3 separate regions of the Homo sapiens genome follow, and regions 2 and 3 are each linked to region 1. The links are chromatin loops, found by intact Hi-C in ENCODE. Cell type or tissue: heart right ventricle. All regions are shown on one strand. Each heading gives the region's core, and the rest is flanking DNA. Links, peaks and the distances in the headings are about the cores only. Region 1 has its middle 13 kb from the start of TMEM236. Region 2 overlaps CACNB2 (calcium voltage-gated channel auxiliary subunit beta 2). Region 3 overlaps CACNB2 (calcium voltage-gated channel auxiliary subunit beta 2).

What was found. A loop is a pair of places that touch in the nucleus more often than their neighbours do. Peaks named below come from ENCODE experiments on the same cell type or tissue, not always from the same donor. Only the 100,000 strongest peaks of a DNase experiment are listed, where the experiment ranks them.
Region 2: a loop joins it to region 1, with 3.0 times the contacts of the local background. A loop is called at or near these places in 14 of 110 quality-filtered maps.
Region 3: a loop joins it to region 1, with 3 times the contacts of the local background. A loop is called at or near these places in 23 of 110 quality-filtered maps.

What each region holds. Positions count from the first base shown.
Region 1 is chr10:17,733,429-17,744,190 of GRCh38, forward strand. No RefSeq gene overlaps it. Among named protein-coding and RNA genes, the nearest start is that of TMEM236, 13 kb to the right of the region's middle. RefSeq lists a silencer at 1,159-1,359. In heart right ventricle, for the core only: CTCF peaks have their summits at 4,134 (motif pointing right) and 4,337; DNase peaks (open chromatin) are centred at 1,941 and 3,843; H3K27ac peaks cover 3,114 bases.
Region 2 is chr10:18,233,890-18,244,651 of GRCh38, forward strand. All of the region lies in intron 2 of CACNB2 (calcium voltage-gated channel auxiliary subunit beta 2), which reads left to right. Among named protein-coding and RNA genes, the nearest start is that of CACNB2-AS2, 22 kb to the right of the region's middle. In heart right ventricle, for the core only: a CTCF peak has its summit at 5,202 (motif pointing left); no DNase peak of the experiment used is centred there; H3K27ac peaks cover 1,772 bases.
Region 3 is chr10:18,209,567-18,220,328 of GRCh38, forward strand. The region is part of intron 2 of CACNB2 (calcium voltage-gated channel auxiliary subunit beta 2); the gene reads left to right. Among named protein-coding and RNA genes, the nearest start is that of CACNB2-AS2, 47 kb to the right of the region's middle. In heart right ventricle, for the core only: CTCF peaks have their summits at 5,595 and 7,125 (motif pointing left); a DNase peak (open chromatin) is centred at 5,595.

The DNA of each region.
Region 1 (10,762 bases), core at 1,073-9,072:
CTTAAAAACCAGCAGTGTAAGCTATTTCATAAGCTGTTTTGGTGGGACTATATTTCATGGTAACCATTGCATCCATAGAATAGTATGGTAGTGTATGTATTTTTCACTGTTTTTTAATATGGGTGCTAGAAAATTTAACATTCCACACATGGTTGATGTTCTGTTTCTCCTGGACAGTACTGGACTGTGGCTTCTAGGACCTGGTCATGATTCTAAAGAATGTGTCTGTGGCAGACAGACTCTGGAGTGTGTCCCCATGAGCCCTTCCTTGTGACGTTCAGACCCTTATTTAATTCCCTTTCTTTGAGTATGGGCAGGACATGTGTCTTGCTGAAAACCAATAGACTATGGCAAATGCGATGGGCCATCACTCCTTGCTGACATTACGTCATGCTTTTGCCGGCAGGCTGAGCTTGGAAGCAGACCCTTCCCAAGACGAGCCTCCAGAGGAGAACCCAGCCCTGGCCAACACTTTGATCGCAGCCTTGAAGAGGACTCAGCTAAGCCCTGTCCAGATTCCTGGCCCACAGAAACTGTGAGATAATCAGTGTAGGTGGTTTTAAGCCACTAAATGTGTAGTAATTTGTTATGCAGCAATAGAAAACACGTGGCCCGGAAGGGTTGGGGCACATGGAGAACTATGGAAATCCAGCAAAAGGACGGTGCAGGATGGGAGGAGGGTGAGGACCGAAAAACTACCCATTAGATACTGTGCTCACCACCCAGGTGATGAAATAATGTACACCAAACCCCTGACACAATTTACTCATGTAACAAAACTGCATATGTACTCCCAAACCTAAAATAGTTGGGAGGAAGGCTGGGCATGGTGGCTCACGCCTGGAATCCCAGCAGTTTGGCAGGCCGAAGCGGGAGGATCACCTGAGGCCAGGAGTTCAAGACCAGCTTGGCCAACATGGTGAAACCCCGACACTACTAAAAATACAAAAATTAGCCGGGTGCAGTGGTGCACACCTGTAATCCCAGCTACTCGGGAGGCTAAGGCAGGAGAATCTCTTGAACTCAGGAGGTGGACGTTGCAGTGAGCCAAGATCACACCACTGTACTCCAGCATGAGTGACAGAGCAAGACTCCATCTCAAAACAAAACAAAAAAATGTTGGGAGGTGATAAAAAGGTAATCTAGCCAAAGGGAAATCTGCTGATGAGAGTGAATCTTAGTTGGTGTCACTTAAGTATCCTGGTCCCGTGAATAAGCTGTTTCTCAGATGCTGACTGATGCGGCTTTGGTGCTGATTAGCTGACTGTCCTTGGTGATGATTACTTTCATCCTACGTTGGTCTGCTTCAGGGAGAGGAAGTTCAGGTCCATCTGATTTTTGAAGGTAGACTCATTGTTTGTGAGAGTTAAGTGGCTGAGTCCAGGCCACTGGGGCATGGTTGAAGTTGGCCTTATCCTACTGCTTGCAGTGTGTTGGTGGTAGTTTTAATTAAATGTGCCATGGAACAGATTGGGCCCCAGCCTCTGTCAGACAGATTAATCATAGTGGCTGACGGATCGGCGTATGCATGGAAAAATTTGCCAAAAACTTAATGATGTAGAAGCGAAAGGTAGAAATGGTTGGGAGATAATCCTCCATAGTTCTTGCACATCTTGCAAGCAGAGAAAATGACAGTGCTTTTTCTAGGCCGTCTTTTCCAGGATATTTGTATGGCACACAACCTTGGGAGATACACATAGCGTCTCCTTCTGGAGCAAGGGACAGGTTTGTTTACATCCTTGGAAGATGGAGTTAGTGTCTCTCTTTAGAGCAAAGCGCAGGCAGGCTGACCGTGATGAAAGACTGAGAGATGGAGCTCAGGGCTCCTGTTTTGTTCTGCAGCTCACTGCCTTTGCCCTTGTCACTTGCCCTTCTTATCTTCCCTGTGCTTGAGGAACTGGCACAGGAAATGATACTCTGGCTCCTGCTAACGCTGTGAGTAGCGTAGTTCTTTGTCTTGGAGCCATGCCTCTGTGCCTTCTGTCAGCATTCCGGGAACTGTGGCCGGCTGACTTTTCAGCTTGCCTTCATAGGTCTTGACAGTTGTGTTGGATAGTAATAATAAAGTCAAAAAGTCGTTTCTTGTGGAACAAAAGTTAATCCACTTATGACTAAACCTTTCCCAGAATAGGGGTGGAAGCCCATGTTTTTTCATTCCCTAGGGTCAGGGGCAGGGATTTTTGTTTTGTCGGATAAAATTATTCCCATTGATTTATAAAATATGTGTATCAACAAGCAGATCTTCCTAGGAGTGAGCTGATCACACCTTTCGCAGCGGCTTACTGAATTCACCTTTTCTAGGCCTCAGTCTTATCTCTAAAATGAGAAAATTGGCTGGCTATGGTGGCTCGTGCCTGTAATCGCAGCACTTTGGGAGGCTGAGGCGGTGGATCGCCTGAGGTCAGGAGTTCAAGACCAGCCTGGCCAATGTGGTGAAACCCTGCCTATACTAAAAAAAAAAAAAAAAAAAAAATACAGAAATTAGCCAGGCATGGTGGTGCGTGCCTATAATCCCAGCTATTCAGGAGGCTGAGGCAGAAGAATTGCTTGAACCTGGGCGGCGAAGGTTGCAGTGAGCCAAGATCATGCCATTGCACTCCAGCCTGGGCAACAAGAGTGAAACTCCATCTCAAAAATAAATAAATAAATAAATATTTAAATAAATAAAATAAAATGAAAAAATTATATCTCTCTTAAAGGCCCTTCCAGCTACAGTGGCTCCAGGTGATGTGAAAAATACCATCCCTTTATTTATTCAACATGCTCTTATCTTGTCCTTACTATGGGACAGGCACCAGTCTAAGTGCTTTTCAAATAACTCATTGAAACTAGGATGATACTAATAACCCCCTGCCATAGGTGAGGAGACTGAGGCACAGAGAGATTAATTATTTGCCCAAGTTCATCCAGCAGGTGGCATAGCTGGGGTACAAACCTAGGCAACCTTTGTGCTTGTGTCCGCCATGGTGTGCTGTCTCCCATCTTGTCACTGAACAATTGATTCAGTCTCTGCTGTGTGGGAAGCCCCTCCTGAGAATGCTGGAGGCCACAGGGGAGAATGAATCAGGTCCTTGTTCTCCAGGGTCTTGCACTAATGGAGAATTTTGTATTTTTCTCTCTCCATGTGTGTGTGCGTGTCCCACAGGAGGACTCCAGATTAAGCATTTGCATGTAAGAATGTCTCATTAGAATGTGGAAGTCTACATTAAGTGTAGGTTAAAGAATTGGTTCCAGGTTTTTAGTTTGCTTATTTAAGATTGTTTAAATAAACCTTAGCGTTCTAACCTGATGGTAGTAAACTAGGTCAGACTTCTGCGGGGAACTATAGAGACATACTTGGTCCAAAGTTCTACCTATTCAATACCTAAGATTAATAAAATTGTGTATAGAAATTTAAGTAGTTATGCTGAATCACATCCCTTAAAAATGGTTTTTGTCAACCCTAATCCCCTTCATGTGTGTAAATTTAAGCTTCTCGCAGAAAATAATGGAATCTTTATTATCTGCTATTACACCAGGAGCAATCATTTTTGCAATATTCACTTTATAAATGTTGAGTGGGTGGCCAGTTCCACTTCACCGTATGCAAGCTGGGTCTCCAGAGCCCTGGAGAATCACACTCAGGAGCTTCAGGGGACAGGCTTTTCTGAAAGAACTACTTACTGAAGGCCAAGGGAACAGACACCCTCAACTGTCACCACCCTGGGCCCAAAGGAGCAAGCGTTCAGCGGCAAGTGTGTACAGTGATTGCTGGGCCTAGGAGGAGGGATGGACTGACAGAGCTGAAACTGGCACAGTGAGTGGGAAAGAGGGACAAGGGAATCAACACCCTCGCTTCTCCTGCTGCCCTTTGGCCTCCTGCCAGTCCTCTCACTGGCCAAACCCAACTCGAATACAGAGTGATGGGGAAATATTGAGGACAGGGAGAGAAGTGGAGGAGAGCCAGCATGCTGGAGACATACTCAATTGAAGCAGGCATTGTCTAGCTCACCACCTGCAAAAACATTAAATTTTTCCTCTGGCAGTTATATTACCATGCCTATTATTTTATGAAAACCCAAAACATGTTCTAGGTTCTTTCGAGTTAATTTGCTGTGTACATTGCTAAGAATTTACATAAAGTACTGAATTTAAATTATCAGTAGGTGGCGCTGCTGAGATTGACTCTTGAAAAATCCAAATTAGCCATTTAACGGAAGATGATCTAGACTTCAGACAGATTATTTGGGAAAAAACATAACGCTGCAGGACAGTTCATTTATGATTCACTGTTTTCTCATGACATCTGGAATGCACCGATTTTTACAATTTTATTTCCTTAATATGTGGACCATTCTGGGTTTTCTCAACAATTAAAGAGCAGGGGCTGATGTTTCTCCGCAGAATTAGAAGGATGGTCATGCTATAGGCCGTATGCTAGACAAGGGGTAGCTGTTGCCTTTATGTCTTAATTTTCTGTTAGAGATTCACATAATGAATTATAATGTGGATCAAGATTTTTAAAATGGTTCAATTTGAATTTTCCGGAGAAGAGAATTAGATGCAGGGAACTTCAGAGCCACGTCTTCTGAAAGCATCAGAAGTGAGCCCCTGAGGGGCCATTTTCCTAGCAACCCTCAAGAAATAGAGTACTGCAGGCCTTTACCAATAGAAATAGGCCCATAAAAATCCGGGAGTTGTGAAATGTTTAACCTGACATATGGATTTTAAAGATGCCCAAGTCCTCTATTTTCCAAACGACATCAGAGGGGTACTTGGTAAAATACAGATTCCCAGGCCTTTTGCCTGCAGATTCTGATTGAGTCAATCTGGGATGGGACTGGAAAGCTATAATTAGCAGGTGCCTCCCCACCCCCGCAGGAGTCCTTAGGTCACACTAGTTTGGGAAACACTGATACTATGCAGCCTCCTCCTTTCCAACAAGTGTCTTCACCTACTTGGTGTAAAGCTTCACAGACATTCTGAGGTCACAATTACCTTTGAAAATTGAGGAAAGCTAGGGACCCTTTCACTAGAAAAATACTCCTGCCCAGAGGTTTACGTATAATTTCAGGTGTTTCAGGGACCCTTTAGAACTCTTTTTTTTTTTTTTTCAGACGGACTCTCGCTGTATCACCCAGGCTGGAGTGCAGTGACACGATCTCGGCTCACTGCAACCTCTGCCTCCTAGGTTCAAGAGATTCTCCTGCCTCAGCCTCCTGAGTAGCTGGGATTATAGGTGCCCACCACCATGCCTTGATATTTTTTTTTTTTTTTGTAATTTTAGTAAAGATGGAGTTTTGCCGTGTTGGCCAGGGTGGTCTCAAACTCCTGACCTCAGGTGATCTGCCCGCCTCCCAAAGTGCTGGGATTACAGGCATGAGCCACCACACCCGGCCTAGAACTCTTTTCTGTAGCCTTTCTTATGAACCTCTATCCTAGAGTTGGTTTAAAACTCTCCAGCCTAGATTTCAAGGCTTCCCCTAATCTTGCCCCATCCTACCAGTTGAGCCTCTTGTCTCATTATTCCCATGATAGCCAGGAGCTGTGAAGAGGAACCAGTTATATTCCAAGTCAAAATCAAAGGAACCTCTGTGCTTTCCTTTAAGCATATACGAGTCCTTTGCAATAGAGTGGAGTCTGTTAAGGAAACACACTAGGCAGGATTTTGTAGATTGTGGTCATTGGCATCTTCCAGGGAGAAAAAAGATGATAAAAGTCACTGGTGATCTGCCAAGGCAGACGTTTCACTTCGCTTTCTTCTCTTCCCAAGGACACAGTGTCTGATTTGTAGAGCATCATTTTGGGCCCTGTCATGGCACAGCAGAAGTCATTCTTACAACCCCCTGGTGAGCCACAGGGGCTTACTTCAGACTCCACCAGAGTCTTGCTGAAATATCTGTTAGCATCAGTAGGCTTGGATCCTACCAGCAATTAGAGTTGTCCAGTCACTCAAAAAAATTTTTGTTTTTTTAAAAGAGACAGGGTCTTGCCATGTTGCCCAGGCTGGTCTTGAACTCCTAGGCTCAAGTGATCCTCCCACCTCAGCCTCTTAAGTAGCTGAGCCTATAGGGGCACACCACCATACCCGGCTCCCAGTCATCCAAATATTTTAAATTATTGAGACTAGTAGGTTTATTACTAGCCTGAATCAATCCATCAACAGTCTGATGCTGGCCTTGTACTGTAAGTCCAAAGTATTATTGTTATTACAGAGGAGGGTCATATAGATTAATTTAAATACCTTAAGTCAGATCATACATAAATGTTGAAAATAGAAGTCATACCTGGGCCACTACCTCTTTGGTGGTGATTTAAACCATTACATTTTGTTTACTTCTGTACTTACGATGATGACTAGGTGTTTACATTAAATTGGCTTATCCATGCTTAAATAATATAGGAACAAAAAATATACTCAAATGGCAAGATACAGTTTTAAAAAATATACATGCAAACAGTTTAAAAGTGTAACTAATTGTTGGTATGTATGATGTTTTCATTTAATTCCCATTGTTTCATTTTAACAATGATATAAAGGTCAAAATAGAATTTAGCAGATGTTTAACCACTAGAAGGATCTAACATTGAGTAAGTGGACAGAAAACAGTTAACTGAGCAGGCTGGACTGCTGTCTTTTGAAAGGCCTGTTTACAAAGTTGGCCCTTGGCTGGCGTCTGGGAACTTAAATTTCGGGAGGGTTCCCACAATTCCCAGAATTGATAAGAGTGGCTCACTGTGCCTAAATGATTTGCGTCAATGATGTGGTTTATGCTGAACACCTGCTTGCCTTCTGGGAGTCTGGAAGTTTGGTGGGTTCCAGGCAGAATGTGCCTTGGCGACCAGCGCCCCGTAAAAACCATGGGCACCGAGTCACTGAGGAGCTTTCCTGGTGGCAACATTTCATGTGTTGTCATGGCCCATTGCTGCGGGAACTCAACAGGTCCTGTTTGACTCAACTGGGAGAGGACTTGTGCAAACTGGTACCCTGTTTCCCATGGACTTCATCACCTGTGCCATTTCCCTTTGCTGATTTTCCTTCAAGTTCTTTCAGTGTAAAAAATCATAGCCCTGAGTACAATCATATCTGACTCCTGTGATTCCTACACATTTATTGAAACGGGTGGTGGTCTTGGGATTCCCCCAACACAAGATACTGTCACCACCTTTAAGGAAGTAAAATGAATAAGAGAAATATGCATGTGAAACTATAGCACAAGGTTAGAATGTAAGTATGATAAGAAGAAATAGGGACCAATACTGCTTGCAGCTGGGTAATTAGATCTGGTCTTTGGTTATCTCAGTGTTTTGTAGCAAATTTAGTGTATTTCCATTAGGACCTTTGAAAGAATCCAGCTAGACTAGTGTTGAATGAAATTTATGGGAGGCCATTATTTTGATCTAGGCTCCCAGCAGATCAGACTAAACCCAAATGCAGTCACCAGTTGAAAGTTGAAAGTGCCATGTCATCAAATTGAACTTTGAGAAGTTTTCCAAACACCTGGAGATTTATAGCAGCCAATCAGAAGGGGCCCAGTGTACCTGAGCCAACATGCTAAGGAGGCCCCCTCTGATGTAAACTTATAAAGTAATTATTAAAAGACCATATCTGCTATTCGTTTCTTATTTCTGCTCTCTTCAGCCCTTTTCTGTCTATACAGCCAGTCTCTTCTGCTCTACTCGTCAAGGTTTTTATACTATTTTATAGAATGAGATGCTGTCCTGATTCATGAATTGCAATAAATGTCTGCTCAATTTTTAAATGAATTTTATTGTAATTTATTTTTTTTTGAGACGGGATCTCACTCTATTGCCCAGACTGGAATACAGTGGCATGATCATAGTTCACTGCAGCCTTGACCTCCTGGGCTTAATCAATCCTCCCACCTCAGCATCCTGAGTAGCTGGGCTACAGGCGTGTACCACCACGTGTGGCCAGTTTTTGATATTCTGTGGAGATGGAGTCTCACCATGTTGCCCAGGCTGGTCTTGAACTCGTGTGCTCAACCTGGAGGTTCAGGTAAAATTTCCTGAATAACAACTGGCCCATTCTCTGTGCTTAAACTATTAAAAAACAAACAAACAAACAAACAAAATTAGACTCATGCCTATAGTCCTAGCATTTTGGGAGGTTGAGGTGGGAGCATCACTTGAAGATAGGAGTTTGAGACCAGCCTGGGCAATATGGCGAGACCCTGTATCTACTAAATAAAAATTAGGCAGGAGGTGGCTAAGGTGGTGATATGCACCACCTAAGTCCCAGTTACTTAAGAGGCTGAGGTGGGAGGATGACTTGAGCCCAGGATTTCAAGGCTGCAGTGAGCTAGGATTGCACTACTACACTCCAGCCTGGCAACAGAGTGAGACCTTGTCTCAAAAAAAAATTGGTGCCCAGTCACGGTGGCTCACATCTGTAATCCCAGCACTTAGGGAGGGTGAGGCAGGCAGATCACCTGAGGTCAAGAGTTCAAGACCAGACTGGCTAACATGGTGAGACCCTGTTTCTATTAAAAATACAAAAAAATTAGCCGGGCATGGTGGCGGGCGCCTGTAATCCCAGCTACTTGGGAGGCTGAGGCAGGAGAATTGCTTGAACCCAGGAGGCGGAGGTTGCAGTGAGCCCAGACCGTACCATTGCACTCTAGCCTGGGCAAGAAAAACGAAACTCCGTCTCAAGGAAAAAAAATTGGTAAAAATTCCTGCTGTCAAGAAACTTACATTTCAGTTTGAGGGAGACAGGCAAGTAACATAAAAGTAAAATATTATGTTAGATAGTGTTACATGATAAAAATGAGGCAGAAAGAGGGATAGGAAGCTGGGGGAGTTGATGAAATTTTAGATAAATTATCTCATGAGAAGATGTCACTTAAGACCTGAAGAACGGGAGGCGGTTGGCTTTTTGGATATCTCTGGGGAGTTTTCCAGGCCAAGAGAATAACAGGGCAAAGTCTAACAGAAGCCTTTATGCTTGGTGTGTTTGAAGAATATTGAGGAGGACAAGGAGAGAGGAAATTTAGTCAGAGAGAGAGGTGGTAGGGGAGAGATCGTGGAAGGCCTGGAAAATTATGGTGAAGCCTAGGGCTTTGATCTAAGTGGCTTTTGAGATGAGCTCTGACGTACCTCACTAAATATCAAACTAAATGAGCCAAATTTACATAGTTCAAGATGGCGTATGATCCTCCACAAGACTCACAACTTAATAGCCTAAATTTTAAAAAGGAATAATTAAGGTTGGAAGATTTCAAGCCTATAATATCTTTTAAAATATCAACTCAAGGCCAGGCACATTGGCTCACACCTGCAATCCCAGCACTTTGGGAGGCCGAGGCAGGCAGATCACTTGAGGTCAGGAGTTTGAGACCAGCCTGGCCAACATGGTGAAACCCCGTCTCTACTAAAAATACAAAATTAGTCGGGCATGGTGGTGCATGCCTATAATCCCAGCTATTCGGGAGGTTGAGGCAGGAGAATCGCTTGAACCCCGGAGTTAGAGGTTGCAGTCAGCCGAGATCGCGCCACCGCACTCCAGTCTGGACAACAGAGTGAAACCGTGTCCCAAAAAAATACATACGTATATGTGGGTATCAACTCAAAAATTGTGATGAAAACAGAACAAAACCAAACCTGCGCCACCCAGTGGAGTAAGGAAGCACTGCATACAGGCAGATCACTCAGAATTTTTTTTTTTTTTTTTTCTTGAGACGGATTTTTGCTCTTTTTGCCCAGGCTGGAGTGCAATGGCGCGATCTTGGCTCACCACTCCCGACCTCAGGTGATCCGCCCGCCTTGGCCTCCCAAAATGCTGGAATTACAGGCATGAGCCACCGCACCCGGCTAGAAATTTTAACTTTTATCTACAGTGATCACATTAACTGCACAATTATCATTTTTGCTTACTTTGTGAATATATGGTGGGCAGGACTACTAATAGTTATTTTAAGATATTTTAAGTTACGTACGGAAGAATTGGAGAGTTGCAAACTTATTAAGTCCTCAACAGTGAAGATGTGGGAAATTTAGTTTAAAGCATCCTTGTGAACTTTGGGATGAATTTATGCTAATTGATTAGGCCTGAACCTACATTTTTGTCTGTTTAAATTTGTTACTCTGGAATACCAAAAGGCTAACTTGTTTTAGTCCCTTGAAAAATAAAATTTGAGAATTGTTGCAAACAGTGAAGGGACTTCCTTTTTTCCTTTAATACAGTTTTTTAAAAATTTCTAGCTCATTTACACATTACCACACACACAATTTGTGTGATGACTACATAGTGGAGTCGGAAATTTTAATTCACTTTCTTTCCCTTTTAAGATCTGGGAAATTTTAATGGAATGACATTTTAAGGGAGCATAATTTTTTTTTTAAGTAAGGATTTCCTATACATTTTGTTAATTTCAAGAACAGAGTCGGCCAGGCGTGGTGGCTCACACCTGTAATCCCAGCACTTTGGGAGGCCCAGGAGGGCAGATCACAAGGTCAGGAGATCGAGACCATCCTGGCTAACACGGTGAAACCCCGTCTCTACTAAAAATACAAAAATTTAGCTGGGCTTGGTGGTGGGCACCTGTAGTCCCAGCTACTCAGGAGGCTGAGGCAGGAGAATGGCCTGAACCCAGGAAGCGGAGCTTGCAGTGAGCTGAGATTGCGCCACTGCACTCCAGCCTGGGTGACACAGCGAGACTCCGTCTCAAGAAACAAAAACAAAAACAAAAAAAAAAACAACAATAGAGTCACCAGTTATAAAAGGGCCACAAAAGTGAATACACTGTCACCTTTGCTTTTA
Region 2 (10,762 bases), core at 1,112-9,111, 500 kb after region 1:
CGGTCACTGAGTGCTCAGTCAACTGAAATCCCTCAAATCTCCAGTATGTTCCTGCTCAGAGCATAGGCGTCCCCTACTGTTGCAAACCTAAGACTGCAATCCAATAAAGGAGACCAGCAATTCCAGTTCCTGATGGTACTTAGACATACCAGATACTGGGACAGGCAGGGCTGGGCAGTGGGCCAGCAGCTGCAAGGTTATGTCCTGGCGTTAGAGGCTGGTTCATGACTGAGACACGTTCTCTCACTAGGGGAGACACAGGCTCTTCCACCTTGGTCCGAGGCTGTCGGGGAACATGGCTGGGGTCTTCGTCTCTGATGTGCTTTGTGCTGAATGGAGGTGTCTGGGTCACTTTTCTTATTTAAGATATCTTAAAATGAGAATAGAGAAAGCAGTTTTGGTAGGAATGGAAAAAGATGTAGCCACTGCAGAAAACAGTATGGCAGTTCCTCAGCATATTAAGCATAAAATTACCATGTGATCAGCAATTCCACTTTTGGGTATACACCCAAGAGAACTGAAAGCAGGGACCGAGAGAGAGATTTGTACAGCCATAACCTAGCAGCATTATTCACAATAGCCAAAAAGATGGAGGCAACCCAACTGTCCATCAGCAAATGAAAGATGAGCAAATCGTGGTCTGTACATACATGGAATAATTTTCAGCTTTAGGAAGGTATTTCTCACACATGAAGACATTATGTGAAGTGAAACAAGCCAGTCACAAAAAGGACAAATATGGCTTGATTCCATTTACTTGAGGTACGTAGAGAAGACAAATACGTAGAAATAGAAGGTAGAATGGTGGTTCCCAGGGAATGGAGAGAACGGAGGAAGATGAATGATTGTTCCATGAGTACGGAGTTCAGTTTGGGATGCTGAAAAGTCCTGGAGATGGATGGTGGTGATGATTGCACTATGATGTGAATGCACTTAATGCCACTGAGCTGCACACTTAAAAATAGTTAAAAGGGCCGGGCGCGGTGACTCACGCCTGTAATCCCAGCACTTTGGGAGGCTGAGGCGGGCAGATCACGAGGTCAGGAGATCGAGACCATCCTGGCTAACACGGTGAAACCCCGTCTCTACTAAAAATATAAAAAATTAGCCAGGTGTGGTGGCGGGCGCCTGTAGTCCCAGCTACTCAGGAGGCTGAGGCAGGAGAATGGCATGAACCCGGGAGGCGGAGCTTGCAGTGAGCCGGGATCACGCCACTGCACTCCAGCCTGGGCGACAGAGCGAGACTCTGTCTCAAAAAAAAAAAAAAAAACAGTTAAAAGGAGCTGGGCGCAGTGGCTTATGCCTGTAATCCCAGCACTTTGGGAGGCTGGGGCAGGAGGATCGCTGGAGACTGGGCATTCAGAACCAGCCTGGGCAATGTAGCAAGACCCAGTCCCTATAAAAAATAATCTAAAAAAATTAGCCAGGCACAGCAGTGCATGCTTGTAGTCTCAGCTACTCAGGAGGCTGAGGCAGGAGGATCCCTTGATCCTAGAAGGTTAAGGCTGCAGTGAGCTATGATCACACCACTGCACTCCAGCCTGGGAGACAAAGCAAGACCCTGTCTCTAAATTTTTTAAATTAAAAAGATAGTTAAAGTGGTACATTGTAGGTTATGTATATTTAGCAATAATAATAATAAAACAACACAGTTTCCTTTTCCAAGAGACAGAAGGGGTCTGTTTGGTTAAATGAAAAGGACGTGGTACAAAGTGGTTGAGAGTAGTTGCTGTTCAGGCTCGGGGCTGCTGCTGCTCTCTGTCTGCCAACAGCCAAAGGCAAGTCGGTTGGAGCAAACTGACTGGTCTTGGCTCTGCCTCAGAGCTGCCCTAGAGCTTTGACTGTATGAGGAAGAGGGGCAATGAGGTTTTGGTTGGTTAGATATTACAGCAGCCACGGAGGTATGGTTTGGATTTGTGTCCCCACCCAAATCTCATGTGGGATTGTAATCCCCATGTTGGAGGAGGGGGCTGGTGGGATGGGATTAGATCGTAGGGGCAGATTTCCCCCTTGCTGTTCTCATGATAGTGAGTGAGTGATTTCTCACAAGACCTGGTTGTTTAAAAGTGAGTGGCACCTCCCCTTAAACTCTCTTCCTCTTGCTCCAGCCATGTAACATGGCTGTTTTCCCTTCTGCCATGATTGTAAATTTCCTGAGGCATATTCATCCATGTTTCCTGTACAGCCTGTGGAACCGTGAGCCAATTAAACCTCTTTCCTTTATAAATTAGCCAGTCTCAGGTATTTCTTTCTAGCAGTGTGAGAACAGACTAATAAACAGGACTTCTGATCCTGTGGCTCCAGTGTGACTGCAGCCTGATTAGGACCCCACACCTGGCTGATGCCGTTCTGTCACTCTGTCTACTTACAAGCAGAGACATTCGCCATTGGTTAAAACCAAACACAGAGGCACGATCGGCTGCTACAGTACCACCTAGTCTCCAAAATGGCAGGAAAGGGCGCAAGCCCACAGTATGGACATCTCTGTATTGATGGGAGATCACAAATCCATAAAAAACAGGTGAGGTAGAGAGAAAAAGAAGGAAATTCTGCAGGTGCCTACAGCTTCCCATTACATGTCTTGGACAATCTTATCTTAGTTGTATTTCCAGAGCCCCTCAGTAGGCCCCCCAAGAGCAAGGGGCCACCTTCTGCAGAAACTTAAATGCCAATTGTTGGTATTAGCCAAAGTGGAGAAAGAGAATGAAACTTACTGGTTTGAGATCAAGCTATTGCCAAATAGACATATCATACCAGAAGACATGTGTTTGTGTTATTAAAAAAAGTAGTTCCCCCAAAATGACAGTCTCTGCCTCATAATCTACCTGCCATTTACCCCTACCTGCCACTCCCTGAAGCCATCGGTAACCTTGGAAATGCTTGCATCAGTGATCCAAGTGTGGATCTCCCTACCCCCACCCTTTCTTATTCAGAACTTTGCAGTCTGAGCCTCCTCTCGGCTAAGGATCTCCTTTGGGGGACTGTTTCAATCTGACATCCTGGCTTATCTATAGGGAATATGCTAGGAAGCTGGGGATATTCCAGAATTAAACTGCAGAGAATTATGTTCATTCATGGGCCTGTAGTACTATGCACCAGGCGAAGTGCCAAGCAAGGCAAGTGCAAACATGGAAAATAGAAAGAAAGAGGCTCTGCTTACCCAGGGATCTCAAAGGCGAAAGGGTGAGTGCATTGCAATTGCCTCCAATGTGGTCAGTGTTATTGTAGGGTAAATGCATAGAGGTAGCAACCTACTCTTGGGGTCTGGAGTAGGAATAGAAAAAGGTGGTGTTCTGGGTTGAATTGTGTTCCCCCAGAAAGTATGTTGAGGTCATAATCCCCAGTACTTATGAATGTAATCTTATTTAGAAATAAAGAGGTTTTAAAGATATCATCAAATTAAGATTAGATTTTACTCAATTAGGGTTGCCTCAAATCCAGTATGACTGATGATGTCCTTATAAGAAGAGAAAACCAAGACACAGATACACAGAGAGAAAAGATGGTCATCCAAAGGTGGAGGCAGAGATGGGGCAGATGCATCTACAAGCCAAGGAATGTCAAGGACTGCTGGCAACCTCAGAGGCTAAGAGAATGGTGTAGAACAAGTTCTCCCCTAGAGCCTCAGAAATGGCATGGCCTTGCCAACACCTTGATTTTGAATGTCTAGCCTCCAGAACTGGAGAGAGTGTATTTCCATTGCTTTCAGCCACCTATCCTATGGTGCATAGCTGTGGCAGCCCCAGGAAACAAATGCAGATGGTATCATTTGAACTTGATCTTGACGTTGGAATGGTTCTTCAGGTGCATCAACAAAGACAGGAAGAGATAGGGGCTAGAGAAGGACAAGAGCTGTTCAGAAAGCAGCTTTGATTCAGTGTGATATACCCAACAGGGGTAATGGTATGCACCAGTGTACCGCAATATACCATAGATGGAGTTGAGTTGTGTTCTGGAATGATGGTAGAAAGGTAGGCAGGAATTAGCCCAGACAGGGGATCTTTTGCTATGCTAACAAGGCTGGACTTTGTTCACTGAGGGTTTCATGGCTGAAGGATTGTAAAGGCTCCCATAGCCTCACTCATTCTGCTCCCCACTCTCTCTCTGTAGCGTGGAGCATATCCTAGTTTGGACCTCATGTTGTCTTGCTCTCTAGAGTTCTTCCAGATGGAAGGTTGGGCCAGATGTAGACTGACTTTAGGATGGGAACTATGAAGGCTCTTTTCTGAAACATCTCTCCCGCTTGCATTTGGCATGTGGTTTTATAACTCCCCATGTCCACCCCAGACATAACCTTATGATTGGCATATAATGTACTCGAATCCAAACCATGATTAAAGTCTGTTTTGTTTTGCAAATTCTTGGCACTGTTTTGTGAAACTCTTCCAGTTCTAGCCTGGTCCTCTCTTAATAAAACCAAAGCTTTTGATAGCAAGTATTCCAAGGTTGCCTTACTCGCGTGCCCTGATTCTGTACTGATGAAAGCCATCGTTTTGAGATTTACCTTGGTTCCATTTTCCAATTCTTATTTTCTTATCAGAAACACACTTCATTCTTTTCATTTTTCTCATTATATGATTAATGATTTTCCAAATCATTTCTGATTAATATGTTTTCCATCCAATGTGAACCTAAAAATAAGGAAAAATCTCAATCCAACATAAGGGACTACTTGCTACACATTCTTAAAGGATTATTTTAAATCTTTTGAGCTTCTAAGTTGCTTTAAATAGTATAACATGAATGAGTTGACTGCCAAGGAGTATGGGATTGTAGTGATTCAAAATTTCTTCGTGATCACTCTAAGAATGACTTCTTATTTGCCAGAGTAGCTTCATTCAGATAATAGTAATTATAACAGTGCTACAGTTTTAAAAAACAATGTGGAAAATTACTACAGGAAGATGCTGGAGGCCTGAGTGGGAGCCCATCTCTGCCTTTAACTAACACAACCGTAAACCATTCAACTATTTTTGGCTTCAGTTTCCAGAAAATGAAAAAAGACCTGATTCGATTATTTCTAAACTCCTACAATTGTGAAGTCACGAATTTGCTTTTTAATTACAGAGGCGATGTGAACCCTGAAGGAGTGTTTTAAGATTTGATGGCAGCTGGAACCCAAATGCTTTCAGGAAGATTTGAATCTTGCAAAAATCTTTTCAGTGGGGGCAGTATTCTTTAGCAAAGTTTGCCATCTAGTGGCCACCAGGACTAAATGGGGCTTTGCTTAAAGTGTTGAACAAAAGACTCCTTGACTAAGTTTATTTATTTTTAATTTTTTTATTTTTATATATTTAGCAGGTACAAGTACAGTTTTGTTACACGGATATATTGTGTAGTGGGCAAGTCTAGGCTTTTAGTGTAACCATCCCCCGAATAGCGTGCATTATACCAGTTAGGTCATTTCTCATCCCTAACCTCCCTCCCACCTTTCCGAGTCTCCAGTGTCTATTATTCCACTTTATGGGTCCATGCGTACACACTGTTTAGCTCCCACTTAGTATTTGACTTTCTGTTTCTGAGTTATTTCACTTAAGACAATGGCCTCCAGTTCCATCCATGTCACTGCAAGAGACATGATTTCATTCTTTTTAAGGGTTGGGTAGTATTCCCTGGTGTGCGTATATGTGTGCATGTGTAAGTAGATATATACACCCCACACATTTTGTTTATCCAGTCATACATTGATGGACACTTAGGTTGATTCCATATCTTTGCTATTGTGAATAGTGCTGCAATAAATATACAAGTGCAAGTATCTTTTGTATGTAATAGACCTTATCTAAGTTTCATAGACAGTTGAGTACAATTATATTAATTAAGTTTTGAAGAATTGAGTCAACTTTAAAAGTAGAGAAGTGTTCTAAATACCAGTTAATCATGGATCTTAGTTCTTCTAGATTTTCTTTATAGTTTCTAGATCACCCTCCCCAGCTCCAAAGATTATAAAGCACTAAATGCTTTTATTTGTTTCAAATAAGAGCTTGTGAAATCCAAGTCCTGGAATTACATATCAAGGAATATGTATATTACCTGATCTTTACTGATGACTTTGGATTCTCATGTCTTCTCATATCTGATAAGGCAGATAGCTGCCTCTCTGCCTTATCAGCTGTAACAATCTCACATGACTTTTGGGTAGCTTCATATTTAAAAACTTTTTTAAAAATCTTCAGTATGGCAACTTATGTACTATTTTTGTAAAAATATTGAATAACTGGAATAATAGAAATGGTTCACGCTTTGAACTAGCATAACAAAAACTATGAGTATTCTGTTGACATTAGAGAAATGCCTAAAAACACATTCTCCTTGACATTTTGTTCCATCCCACTTGGACTCTCTCTTGAACAATATTATTCTACAATCCAAATAACATGTTGCAAAACAATCGCAGAGTGACTCAAATCGCTAAACATCTTTTCTTCCTGTATAAAACTTGACAAAAGCTTTGATTAAAGTCTCATGCAGGTTGTGGATTCGGTTCCAAGCAGCGTGGTATGTGATGGCGTACTCAAAACTAGTCTGGCTCAACTGTACAGTTTTATAATTTGCCTGCAGGGAGATATTGAGAAAGTGGAACGTGTAACCAGGTCGCTCACTATTAATCTTTTAGCTGGGGAAAGAACAAATCCAACTTCTTTCTTGACATCTCCTCTTGGTTTTCTCAAAAACACCTCAGACTCAACACATCCAAAATTGAAACTTGCGATCTTGTCTCCCCATATCCTGGCACATTTCTACTGTTTCAGCAAAAGCCATTTCTGTCTAACTGGTTACGCAAACCAGTAACCTCAGAGTCATTCTCGATGACCTTCCTCTCCCTCGGATGCAGAACCAGTCTGTCACCCAGTCCTTTGGTCTCATCATTAAGAATCCTGAGCAGATGCCTCCTTCCCTTTTCTCCCCCATCCTGCCTGCCTACTCAAAGCCAACACCCCCTCTGCCTGCCCATGGCATTGGTCAGTGGCCTCCACTCTGCCCTCTCTCGCTCTTGTTTCCCACGTGGCACTTACTCAGAGTAATCTTTTCCCAGTGAAAAGAAAAACACAGAAGATGTTGCCATAATGAGTTTTACAATGCCACTTAGGACAAACCTGCCTCCTGTTCTGTTCACGGTTATCCCTCTGCTCAGCGAGATAAATGCATACCTGATTGCCTCCTTTGGAAAGGCTGATCAGAAACTCAAAAACATGCAACCATTTGTCTCTGAGTTGTCCTGCCTTTCCAGACTAAACTCGTGTTCATCTTACATATATTGATTGATGTCTTGTGTCTCCCTAAAATGTGTAAAACCAAGCTGTGCCCTGACCCCACCTTGGGCACATGTCACCAGGACCTCCTAAGGCTGTGTCATGGGCACACATCCTTAACTTTGGCCAAATAAACTTCTTAAATTGACTGAAAAAAGATAAATAAATAAAATGCATTAAAGAGACTACATTTAAGTGGTGAAAAAGTGCTTGCTTTTGTGCTTTTGACTTTGTTCCATTAAAGATGCAGGTGACCTACAGGGAGGGAACATCACACACTGGGGCCTGTCACGAGGTGGGAGGCTAGGGGAGGGATAGCATTAGGAGAAATACCTAATGTAGATGACGGGTTGATGGGTGCAGCAAACCACCATGGCATATGTATACCTATGTAAGAAACCTGCATGTTATGTACATGTACCCCAGAACTTGAAGTATATTAAAAAAAAAAGATACATACAGGTGACCTATAAAGAGGTACATGGGAAACAAAAGTAAAAAATTAACCATGAATACAAAAATGAGACAAGGGGAAAGAAATGTAAAAACTAAAAGGATTTTGAAGTCAACCTGGGCAATTTAGATTATATTTTAATTATTTTTATTTATATCTATATTTACTGACCTTTTTTTGAACTTTTAATCTTTATAGTCTGCTGAAAAGCCAGAGAAATGACTTCTGGAATATTTGTACAAATAGTAAGTGTCAGCTAAAATGAGCTTCTACGTCATGTAATATTTTGAAAGAGAAGAATTGTAAGTGGATTGATCATCTTGGTTATATTCAAGTCACAATAAACAAAATATTCAAATAACAATAACTATTCAATTACGTATATAGTCAACCACCAATTTTATATTTATTTCAATATTCAAATTCTAGTACATAGTCAAGTAACAAAAGAGAAGGATACATTTTTTAGAATGCATGTATATATGTATATATGTGTGTGTATATATATGTATACATGTGTGTGTGTGTGTATATATATATATACACACAATAAGACACTTAAGAAAATGAATGTCCTATTATAAATTGAACTCTCAACTGGCTTTCAATTTATGTAATATATATAAAAATATAAAACAATAGTGCAAAAATTATTTAACAAACAATATAAAAATTGCATTGGGATAACTAGTTAAGTACTTAAAGAATTAGGCCCACACCTTGTGTCAAAACCAATTAGAGAGTTAAATGGAATATACTTGAGTAGAGAGTTGGATATAAAACAAATCATAATTAGAATAAATGTGTTGATTTATTAGAACGATGAAAAGGTTGAAAGGTCTTTCTTAGTTTTGATGTAATAAAAATATTCACAAAGCAGCACATACTGTTATTTTAAAATAGTAAACTGCATTACAAGAAAATAAGTTGAAAAGGTATGTTGGGAAAATATTTGAAGCAAATATATAAATGAAGAATCAAAACATCACATAAACAGTTTCTACAAATTGGTAAGGCTGCAGCAATGTGAAAACTGATTTCAGAAGTGTCTGTATTAGAAGTACAATTAAAAGTAGAGAAATTTTAAAGAAAACATGCAAAAAGTTGGCCGGGCGCAGTGGCTCATGCCTGTAATCCCAGCACTTTGGGAGGCTGAGGCAGGTGGATCACGAGGTCAGGAGATTGAGACCATCCTGGCTAACACAGTGAAACCCCGTCTCTACTAAAAATGCAAAAAAAAAAAAACCAAAAAAACAAAAAAACATTAGCCGGGCATGGTGGTGGGCACCTGTAGTCCCAGCTATTCGGGAGGCTGAGTCAGGAGAATGGCATGAACCCGGGAGGCGGAGCTTGCAGTGAGCCGAGATTGCGCCACTGCACTCCAGCCTGGGCGACAGAGCAAGACTGTCTCAAAAAAAAAAAACAAAAAAAAGAAAACATGCAAAAAGTCTTGAACATATATTGAGATAAAGACTAAATTTTATTTGATACTTTCTAAGTTGTCAATATTGTTATATTTTCAATAAAATTAATAAAACAAATGTATGAAACATCCTGGTAGATATTAAAAGAGACTATTTTAGAATCTACAGGACTAGTAATACACAAAGTCCCTAAATTTTAACAGCATTCTAGATATACTGTTGTATTAAATTTGATCAAGAATAAATACAAAGTTCCCATTAACACATTTATTCAAGGTAAGGGGAAATAAAGGTGATTCATAGGAGTCCTGGGTAGGCCCAGGTAAGTTGGAGAATTTTGTGTTTAAGGGTAGGGTCACCCTGGCTGTTTACAGGGATCATGCTCACGACTATGGAAACAAGGAGAATGGTGAAAGAGACTCAACTCAAGACAACATGGCAGAGTTTAAGAGTGCTGTGGCTTGGATGTAGTTCGTGCCTCCCAAAACTCATGTTGAAATTTGATTCCCAATGAGGTAACGTTGGGAGCTGGGGCCTAGTGGGTGGTGTTTGGTTCATGAGGACAGATTTCTTATGAATAGATTAATGCCCTTCCTCGGGGATGAGTGAGTTCTCACTGTCTTGGGAATAGGTTAGTTCCTGCAAGAGCAGGATGGTTAAGAAGAGTCTGGCTCCTCAATTTCTCTCTCTTGCTTTTCCTCTTGGCACATGATTTCTACACACACCTGATCCCCTTCCGGCTGCTGAGTGGAAGCAGCCTGAGGCCCTCACCAGATACAGCTGCCCAATTTTGGACTTTCCAACCACCAGAATCATGAGCCAAATAAACCTCTTTTCTTTATAAATAACCCAGCCTCAAGTATTCAGTTATAGCCATGGCAAATGGACTAAGACAGGGAACAACGAGAGCTTTGGTATCTGAGAGTGCTGAGTTGGAAACCTAGCTATGTCTCTTTACTCTTAGAACCCTGTTTCTTCCATCGTGCAACTGAGCTACCACTAACTGTAGTGCTGCATTGCTGGGGAGAACTAATAATGCAATGTGGCAAGGAAGATGTTGCTGGCTTTTATTTAACAGCACTCAATCAATCAGGTGATGCCAGGCCTGCTTCTCCATAGTGCAGTGTCTTTGATATTTACTGCAATGATGTTGGCTATAATTCTGTTACATGATAAAAGAGATTTCAAGAGTTTTAAAAACCCCATCAAAAAAAGAGTTCATTCTGGAACCACAGATGTCTGGTTTCTTTGCTGAGATTCATATAGAGTAAGATCATTGAATTTAGCAATGGATTTCAGACATCAAATTCTACCTTTAAAAACATCATTTAAAAACTAAAATTAGAATCATCAACCGCTTCTCAACTACCATATGTCAGTGATTATGGGGATCCCTAAAGGATATGGCTTTTCCTAACGTGCAAAACAGTCTCTCATAAAAAAATTGATGCACATATTCAGGTGAAGCATAATACTGATTCTTGCCTGTGGCAGAAATTCTGTTAAGTACACCTAGCAATTTTGTTGGAGAGTTCTGATTTCATCTGTTAATTTCAAATTTCTGGACAGCTCTTTGAATTCTTTTGTCAACCTTATGTAGGAAGACTTGAGAGTTGTTAGGGCTCCATAGG
Region 3 (10,762 bases), core at 953-8,952, 480 kb after region 1:
GGTTATTTTTTCACTTATAATTAAATATGTGTTGCTGGTTTGGGAAGAATTGACTATATTAGCTATTGATTTTTTTTTATATGTAGCATACCCAAACTTGATGTTTTGAACATTTTCATGTTTTAAGTAGTGCCGACAAATTTGCTTTTAGGGCACCATAATATGGTCTTTTTTGACTTTAGAAATTAGTATTTCTAAAATTATTGATTGTCTTGAGTCATTTACATGTTGAATATTTCTCTGGACAGGTTTAATAGGACAAACCAAACGTAGTCCAAAAAATAAAATTCTTTCAAGACCTATATATTTTCGTAAAGATAAAATACTAGTTCAGATAGTTTGTCATTGACAAACTACCAAAAGCTCCTTGGTGGATGTCTAGATTTTGAAATGGATAGGAGAAAGAAAAGGATGTATTTCTGAATACTACTGGGCCCTTAAGACTAATTTTTCAGAGAATCTTTGCTAAGGTTGAGAAGAGGTCTCCTTTTGAGTTACAGGAGGAGGGAATGTCATATCCCCGTTTGAAAGTGAACAGCTCTTCCTAGCCATGCCACATTTCCAGTGGTTCCACTTGGGAGCGTGGCAGGACAGAGTTGATACCTGCCAGGTGAGTAATGAGGCTTTTAGATTGCATGAAAATACATTCGTGGTGGTGGCTATAGTCAATCTTAAGCCAATCTAAGTGTGTGGAAGAGAAAACGCAGCTCCAGAATGGAGAGAAATGTATATACATGCAGGTACACGTGTGTGTAGGTATACATATAACAATTTTAGAGTAGTTATAAATGGTATGATAATTCATTGAGATTAGAAACTGCATACCACTCTTTATATAACTGTCTTTGAACAAAGGTGAAGAATGGTTTTTTTTCCCATAGGCCTTAGAAGCTGGTGGGGGTTGGGGTGTGGTATGAATCTGTAGAGGCGATAAATAGAATGTCGTAGTTAAGAACCCAGGGATTAGGGAGAAGACCTGGTTGGATTGCTGGTTCTGCCACTCTCCACCTGTATAACGCTGAGTTATATTTATTTGTCTTTCTAAGTCTCAGTTTCCTTATCTGAAAATTGGTTACAATAAAGGACTCTACCTCCTAGATTTATTGTTAGCATCAAATATAGTAACATTAATGTGTCTTTAATTATTACAGACCCCAAATCTGTAAGTAACTCAAGGAATGTTTCCTCTCAACCTGTCTCATCATTGAGATCAAGGAACTTAAATGCTTTTAAGTAAATGTAAAATATGTATAATATATTGCATGCACATTATGGAAAGTGGAGTGGTAGTTGATAAGCGTATGGCTTTTGGACTCAGAATATGAGTACAGGGATTATGCATTTACCATTTCTTATCTGCATGCCTTCAGACAAGTTTCTCAGCCTTTGTAAATTCCTGCTTCCTCGTGTATACATGGACACCATTGGAGTAGCTACTTTGTAGAATTGCTGTGAAGATTAAATGAGAGCATCTGAAGCACTGAGCATGAAGCTTTGCTCATGGGAAGACCTCCATGACTATTAGCTATTATTTTTGCTGTTGATGTTGTAAACAGACTTGGAGGCGGAGGGCTATGCAGTAAGTTGATTTGAAGGAGAGCAGTAGAGGGTGAGAGAAACAGAGGGGTAGAGAAAGAGGAAGATGGAAAAGAGAAAGCCGGGTACTCAGTAAGTAGGTTTTGAAGTGCAGGGTCACCGTGTTTGTGACACTAGGCTTGGACATTGCCATTGTCTAGGAAACTAGTCTTTGAAATGCATAATTCCCCATTCTTTATTTAATCATTTATGAGTAAGTAGCTTGACTGGTTCTATTTTTAAATATTTATCATTCAACTTTTAAGATATACAAAAAGGCTCAAAGAATAATAAAGTAAAGCATTACATACCTATCACCCAGCTTCATGAGCTGGGTTTGTTTTTATTGCCAATAGAGTTGCTTCCCTTTGTGTAGCACTCTTTCCTACTTGCAGACTACCTTAAATTTCTTAAACCAGTTCTGTGAGTTTTAAAATATTTTTATTATACACGTGTATCTCTTTAAGCAATGTATAGTACTGAGTATTCTTAGATGTTTTCCTGTAAGATGTATTTACAGGGTTCAGATTTATATAAATAGCGGAATACTGTAGTGTGCTGCTCACACCTCTCTTGCTGCTAAACCTGATGGTTGTAATTTATCAGTAATGTTACACATGGAGCAGTTCATTCATTTTCATGCAGTAGAGTATTCCGTGGCGTGAATGCGACACAATTCACTTATCACATTTTCTGCTGACAGATATTTATTTACGTGGTTTCTTTTTTTTTTTCTCCCCATTACCAACAATGACATTATAAATATGCAGGTGCATTAGTTCTGGTACAAACGTGCAGACGTTTCTCTAGGGCAGTGCTTTCTCAATCTTTTCTGAATTATGACATATGTAGAAAATAATATTTTCAGGGTGTTCACAGCTGTATCAACAGGCCCAAATCCTCCAGGCCTCAGGTGTTTGTACAGCTGAATAGATTGATATCTCAGGCACACCTACAACTCAGTCAATCAGTGGGGAAGTTCTGCTTAAGGCCGACCTTGGAGTGGAATGGCTTAGTTGTACGGTGTGCATATTTTTACCTTTACTCAATATTGCACTTCTCCAAAATCATGGTGCCATTTTTACATCTCAACCAGCAGCATCTGAGTTCTCATTCCCCCACATTTTATGAACTCTTGGAAATATTTTACTTTCACCATTTTGTCAGTCTGATCCTCTTCTGCTTTTATACCTTGACTTGATACCTTTTGCCATATATTGTGTTTTTTTGCTTTTTATATTGATTTGTAGAAGATATTTTTATATACTTACTGTAATCCTTTGTCAGTTTTATGTGTTGCAAATATCTACCCCCAGTCTATGAGTTGGTTTTCCACTGCATTTTCATGAATATGAGTACCAAGTTGTGATGTTGTCAACTTGAACCATTTTTTCCTTTGTTTTCCATTTCTCATCTTGTAAGAAATATTCTTTTATATTTACTGCTAATATTTTTTTAAATGTTTGCTTATTTTTGTTTGTAATATGAAGGAGGAATCTAATTTTAAGTTTTCTATTTGGATAAGGAATTATTCCAGGGTCGTTTATAAAATGTTTTTTACCCCACCACAGATCTGCAAGTGCAACCCTGTCATATATGGAACAGCTATTTGTTAAGTTTATTTATCAGAATTAAACATAAATCAGAATAAATAAAAACGTAAAACCTGGAATCCCCCCTTCTGCCCATAAAACAATTACAAATCACCAGATTAAAAGAAGACTTGGGTTCTGAGCCAAACTGGAAGTGAGAGCCCTGGCAATAGTTAATTATGATATATGACCTCGGATCAAATGTGTTAGACTTTTTGCCTTTGAGCACTGGTTTAAGTTTCTCTGCCTTGTGGGTTTGTGAGGAAGCACATAAAGGATGTAAGGGAATAGAGGATCCCATCTCTACAGATAATCATCTGGCCTCATGCAACCAGCATGCCACTTGTTGGAGAAGTGTGTTCAAAACTCATTTCTGGTTCGTGCACCTGTGGCCCTTGGCGGCAGGTCCTGTAACACACAGCCTGACCACTGATACAGAGGAGGCCCCTGGGACTGCTTTCCTTATAAGGGTCCTGCGCCTTGGTAGAATTTAGATTTGGAGTTGCAGAGACTCAACTCAGGAAAGCAAGTCTTTAACCTCTTTGACCTTGGTTTTCTCACGTGTTAAGCTCAGGACGTGGAACCGGTGATTTCTCATGCCTTTGATTTTTAAGAGTATGTGGAATAGAATTGTGCATAACTGTGAATCACAGTCACTGTAGAACCACAGGGCTGGCTGGTAGCTTTCGGAATCTGTTAGTGGCTTTCTCTTTGCTCTTTGAAAGATTGGTGCTGTTCCATTTCATGATGCCAGAAAGTCATGTTGGGAATTGGTGTTAATTTTTCTGGGCTCAAAAAATCCTGTTTCTTGACTATTTTTCCTACTTCTTTCCATAATGTGAGCTATTCTGCAAACCAAAGCACTTTAGTAAAACTCTCTACTACTAGAAATGTGTTTAACATTATTGGTGTGTTTTCAACAATACACATCAAACTTTGAGAGCCACTCTTGTGAGTGAAATTGCTGTGGAGTATGGAGTGAGAAGTTATTCTTTGATCTATTTTAGGCTACTTGCAAAGAAATATAATAGAATGGCTAGAAGAGCCATCTCTGGAGTCAGGACAGAGTATCTGTGGCCAAGAATTAGCAGGATGACCCTGTAGAAGTTATTCACATAACTGAATTTTTAATGAGATAATGCATGTAAACTACTAAGTTTTAGATGGTATAGTATCTGATCAGTATACGGTAGCTACTTATTATTTGAATATGTTCTCTAATTCCTGATTGATTTGTATTTATTAAAGATTATTCTACAGATTCAACTTGTGCTGATGTCTTTCCACTGGCTACAGAAGATTCCCAGTTTACTTCACGTATCTGAAAAAAAGAATTTCTTATTTAAATTTACCCCTACACAACTGGAGGCAGGGGGGCAGTGTGTGGGAAAGGTGAATTTTTATAGAAGTATAAGTTCTTCTGAAAGGGACCCAAGCTAAAGTTTCCACGACAGGGTTTCAAATTCATTTTTTAAAACGGGGGCAGCACATCCCGGTTCTGATTTGGAAACAAGCATTGCTGCCTGGAATGGATTAAAAACAGAAGATCTCTACTTCTGCATCCATTTGTACCTTACACAGGGATGCTTTTAAAAATATTTAACAACTGTGACTGGGTGCAGTGGCTCACGCCTGTAATCGCAGCACTTTGAGAGGCCGAGGCAGGAGTATCACTTGAGGTCAGAAGTTCGAGACCAGCCTGGCCAACATGGTGGAACCCCATCTTTACCAAAAATATAAAAAATTAGCCGAGTGTGGTGGCATGTGCCTGTAATCCCAGCTACTCAGGTGGCTGAGGCAGGAGAATCGCTTGAACCCAGGAGGCAGAGCTTGCAGTGAGCCGAGATAGCACCACTGCATTACAGCCTGGGCAATGGAGTGAGACTCCATCTCAAAAAAAAAAAAAAAAAAAAAAAAAAAAATTAACAACTGTATGGCGTGGCAACAGCTGGTCGGGGAGGTTGCCTACCATTGCCCTGTTGGAACAGATTTGTAACTCCTTTAATTGTAGGATCCTGGTGAGAGTTTGGGGCCGTTGATGTAATAGGACACATTTGGGGGCTTGTAGCAGTGGCTGTTTGTGAATTAGCAGGGAAGCATTTTGGTGTGGCAACAACTGGGATGGCTGTGCCTGTGTGTACTGGCTGAATGTCCCTGTGTCATGTCCACGCCAGGGATTTTTTGCCCAGTTTGTCATAGAAGGAAGGTAGAATGTAATGCTTATGCTCACGATAAGAGTAATACGAATTATTTACATGGATTTAGTTTTTTAGAAAATTATTGGCTAAAAATCATTGGGTCTTATTGGTTGTAAAGTGCTGAACCCACTGTGCAAAAATCAAGACACTTAGAATACAAGAAATACTGAGACTTTTTCCCTTCACGGAGATTCCCAGTATGGTATTCATGGGGGCAGTGACATCTAGCGTTCCCTCCCAAGATAGCAGGCACTCTGAATGAAGACAGTGTGTTTATTTCACAAGTAGCCTACAAACTCAGTTATTTCATCCAGGGCCTGAATTTTACCATTTTTGAAAGTACGTCACATTCATCTAAGTGAGGGGGCCTGGTTTGTTCCAAATTTTCATGACCATCGGAGCGGGTCTGACGGTGAGACCAGACATTTTGCTTGTATTTCTGGTTCAGCTCCAGCTAGGGCTGAACTCAGGGGGCCCCCTGGAAATGGGGCATTTCTGGGACCAATCTGAGGATTTGCAAAGAATTTTAAGTAAGCACAAAACTTTTGATTAAAAAGGAGGGCACAAACTGAAGCCCAGCCTTTGTTTCTAACACACTTTGACAAAATGGTCATTTTGAATTAGATATGATTAGAAACCTCTTAAGAAATAAAAATGAAAACTCGCCAAACTCTTTTATGGCTATGCATGTTCTGTCCTTTGCTGCTCTGTGTCAGATAATTTTTCTTATACTTGGGATGTCCTGAATATGTATTTTATTTGTGCTTTTTGATGAGCACAGCACTAAGGAAATAAGCGAGGTGAAGAATTTAAGAAAGCAGACGGATCTTTTTAGGAGGCTATAAATTTTCCGCGTCCCTCCACTGCCCACTCCCAAGGCCATGTTGATGTTTAAGAGAAGCCTGTGGTCTGGTTTTTCAGTCTCGTGTTGGTGCCAAGTCAGTGCTTTCATTGTTTCTTACTGAGATCGGGTCTAGATGCTCTGTGAACAATTGTGCTTATGGTTATGTAGACTTTTAGAATCCTTGGTGATTGTCATTCTATAATTCTCTCCTGTTATTTTAATTTAAAGTAAGTCTTGAGGCCAGGTGTGGTGGCTCATGCCTGTAATCCCAGCACTTTGAGAGGCCGAGGCGGGTGGATCACCTAAGGTCAGGAGTTTGAGACCAGCCTGACCAACATGGTGAAACCCCGTCTCAACTAAAAAAAAAAAAAAATAGCCAAATGTGTTGGTGCATACCTGTAATCCTAGCTACTTGGGAGGCCAAGGCAGGAGAATTGCTTGAACCTGGGAGGTGGTGGTTGCAGTGAGCCAAGATTACACCATTGCATTCCAGCCTGGGCAAAAAGAGCAAAACTCCATCTCAAAAATAGCAATAATAAATAATAAAAAATAAACTAAGTCTTGAATGCTTCTCTGAGATTCTTGAGTATAAGCACTATCTGGTAAAGTCCATCAAAAGAAGAGCATCTCTGTGGATCCCTTGAGCCCCTTTAGTCTTAAGCAAACCAAAAAGCTACATGGTGATTATTATGAGTGGACATATCCCACGTAAGCATGTACAACAGTCTTAACACCTGATTTCATTAGATATGGCAGTAATACAGCTCTAGAATGACTCTATTTCGGTGGTTTATAGACACTTAGTTTTTGTAAAACACTTGTTTTTCTTTCTTTGTTTTTCAGTGATAGCTTGTGCAGAAGAACATAAATGCAAAGCTTGTTCATTGAGACTGGAGAGAGGAAGGCCAGAGTGCCATCTGCTGGCTCCTTCCCATTCTCTCATAACCCCTCATGGCTTTTAAAAAATCCATTATGTGAAATTCAGCTATTCCTTAATCTCTCCAAATTCCAAAACAGAGGTCTCATGAAAAATTCCTTAAAAGCAAGCATAAATAAATACATTGAGTTATACATTTCTGCCCAGGTCATAGGACCAATGACAACCTACATGTGAGACCAGGTCAGAATGGAAGTGCTATAAGTATCTTATTTAACCAGTTCATTTATTTGGGTCAAGTTGAACTATTTTCTAGCAATAACCCAGAGATCCTTTCTAGGATATAAATAGAACCTTTTTATTCATTTATCTTTTCATACGTTTATTGAATAAATATTTACTTCACCTCTGCTCTAGGCAGGCATATGAGATGCATTGGTGAGCAAATATTTCTTGGGACCCTGTGTGCACCCCAGGAAATCCCCTTCCCACATGGGGCTTCCATTTTGGTTGGTAGATAAAGCTATAAACAAATACTATAAATAAGTCGGCTGTGCAAGCTGGCTCACACCTGTAATCCCAGCACTTTGGGAGGCCGAGGCTGGTGGATCACCTGAGGTCAGGAGTTCGAGACCAGTCTGGCCAACATGGTAAAACCCCATCTCTCCTGAAAATACAAAAATTAACCAGGCAGAGTGGTGTGCGCCTATAGACCCAGTAACTCGGTAGGCTGAGGCAGGAGAATCACTTGAATCCAGGAGGCAGAGGTTGCAGTGAGCCAAGATCGTGCCGCTGTACTCCAGCCTGGGCGACAGAGTGAGACTCCATCTCAAAATAAAGAAAGGAAAATAAAATAAACAAGTCAATTGTTTAGTATGGCAAAATTGTATAAATGTTATAGAAAAAAAGAAAATGGAGATGAGCATAAGGGAAGTCAGAGTGTGTATTTCCATCTTAAGCAGGGAGGTCAAGATGGTCCTCACTGACAGAGTGACATTTGAGCAAAACTTGATGTGAGAAAATAATCACATGCTTATCTAGGAGAACATTCCAAGCAGAGAGAACAGCCATTGCGAAGGCCTAAAGACCATGTGACTGGTGTGTTCAGATATACCAAGGCCAGTGTAGCTGGAGCAGAAAGAGGGAAGGAGGAGAGGTGGGAAGGGGAACCAGGCCAGTTCATGCACTAAAATATGTCTTGTGACCCTGTCTCCACCCCAGGAAATGCTTGCCCCTGCGTTACCCTTGGTAGCCTTTTCTTGGTTGAGATGGTGGTGCATGCTTTAGTTTCTCAGTAAGAATTTCACACTACTAGGAAGAGCCCCTTGTGTCTTCGGTATAATACTGGGTCATGACTGATATGCTCTTCATTCCCTGTATTATATTTTGCAGGACATTCTAAAGGTTTGGGGGAGAACTGAATTCTAACAGATGGTGCACACTGCTGTTGTGATCACAAAGGCCTGAGGCAGACCACTTCAGTCTAACATGTCATTACCAATTTAATAGAAATATTTCTTGTTGGACTAGTCTCTAACAAATGTACATTGTTTGTGAGAATTGGTCTTACTGAATTCTGAAGGTATTTTTGTCCTTACTGGAGTGACAGCATAATATTTTGACAAATCAATTCAATTAAACAACCTACTGATTAAGTCAGACAGACGAACTGATTTGTTTTCCAGATTATTGATTGCCATCACTGAATTCCATACAATTTATTTGACATAGTAAGAGTATAGATTGTTCACAATCTAGATCCCAAGAGACATTAAATGTTCTTGGTTATAACATTTTTATTCTGTAGATAAGAAAATGGAGGCCCAGAGATCTGTATGAATGTGTATGTGTAGCACTGCCATTCAATTAGCTGTGTGTGTGCATGTGTGTGCATGTAGGTACCTTATGTGTCTGTCTGAAATTTATCTGCTATTCAAAATACTTCTGGGCAGGGCACAGTGGCTCATGCCTGTAACCCCAGTACTTTTGGGTGGATCATGAGGTCAGGAGATTGAGACCATCCTGGCTAACACAGTGAAACCCCGTCTCTACTAAAAGTACAAAAACTTAGCCAGGCATGGTGGCACGTGCCTGTAGTCCCAGCTACTTGGGAGGCTGAGGCAGGATCACTTGAACTCTGGAGGCACAAGCTGCAGTGAGCCAAGATCATACCACTGCACCCCAGCCTGGGTGACAGAATGAGACTCCATCTCAAAAAAAAGTACTTCTGGCCAAGCACAGTGGCTCACGCCTGTAATCCCAACACTTTGGTAGGCTGAAGCAGAAGGATCTCTTGAGCCCAGGAGTTTAAGACCGGCCTGGGCAACATGGAGAAACCCTGTCTCTACAAAAAAATTTAAAAATTAGCCAGGTGTAATGGTGTGCACCTGTGGTCCTGGCTGCTTCAGAGGCTGAAGTAGGAGGATTGCTTGAGCCTGGGAGGTCGAGGCTCCAGTGAACCATGATCATGCCATTGCATTCCAACCTGGGCAACAGAGCAAGACCCTGTCTCAAAGACACAAAAAATACTTCTACCTCCAGAATTCGGAATGGTATTTTTCCATTCTTGTCACAAGTGAATTTCAAAGATTTGCTGGTTATAACATGTTCCTTTTTTTGCCTCAAATATTAAATGACTCAGCAGTCATTGTTCTCTGAGGGTGGGGAATGAAGTGATTTGAGCTGGTGATGAAAAATAGGAGAGAACCAGATGACCTGATAATTCAGTTTCCATGTGCTGCTGGCAAAGACATTTGACCTTCTGAGAAAAGTCAGCCTCCAAAGACTAAATATTGTTAATTTTTAAATATAGTTCTAGAGAATTCTTTTCCTAATCCTTTTACTGTAGTCCTGTTAATGCCTATAGCCCTGGGACAAGTTGTCCAGCACCAGAAGTGGACTTGCACAGAGGAACATATTAGTAATTTCCATCTGGCTCTGTACATGACTTGTAGATTAAACAGCCAATTGGGGCCTCCTTTAGAATACAAAAACTTGGGGAAATTCAACTGTTATATATTCTAGTCATTTTTTACACTTATAATTCCCTCAACTTCAATAGCTTCCAACTGTTATTCATCTTATCTCTGGCTTTCTGGCTTTTCTCTGGCAAATCTTTCATTTTTTTTTTTTTTTGAGACAGAGTCTCACTCTGTCACCCAGGCTCAAGTGCTGAGGCACAGTCTCAGCTCACTGCAGCCTCCACCTCCCGAGTTGAAGCAGTTCTCCGCCTCAAGCTTCCCGAGTAGCTGGGACAGATGCCCGCCACCATGCCTGGCTAATTTTTGTATTTTTAATAGAGATGGGGTTTCTTCCTGTTGGCCAGGCTGGTCACGAACTCCTGACCTCAACTGATCTGCCCTCCTAAGCCTCCCAAAATGCTGGGATTACAGGTATGAGCCACCACCCCTGGCCAAATCTTTCCATCTTAATTCCTCTTCTCCTTTTTTTATTTTTTAATATATATATATATATATATATATATATATATATATATATATATACACACACACACACACACATACATATATATACATATATATGTGTGTGTATATATATATATATATATATATATATATATAGAGAGAGAGAGAGAGAGAGAGAGAGAGAGAGAGAGAGAGAGAAAGAGAGAGAATCTTATTCTGTCACCCAGACTGGAGTGCAGTGGTGTGATCTC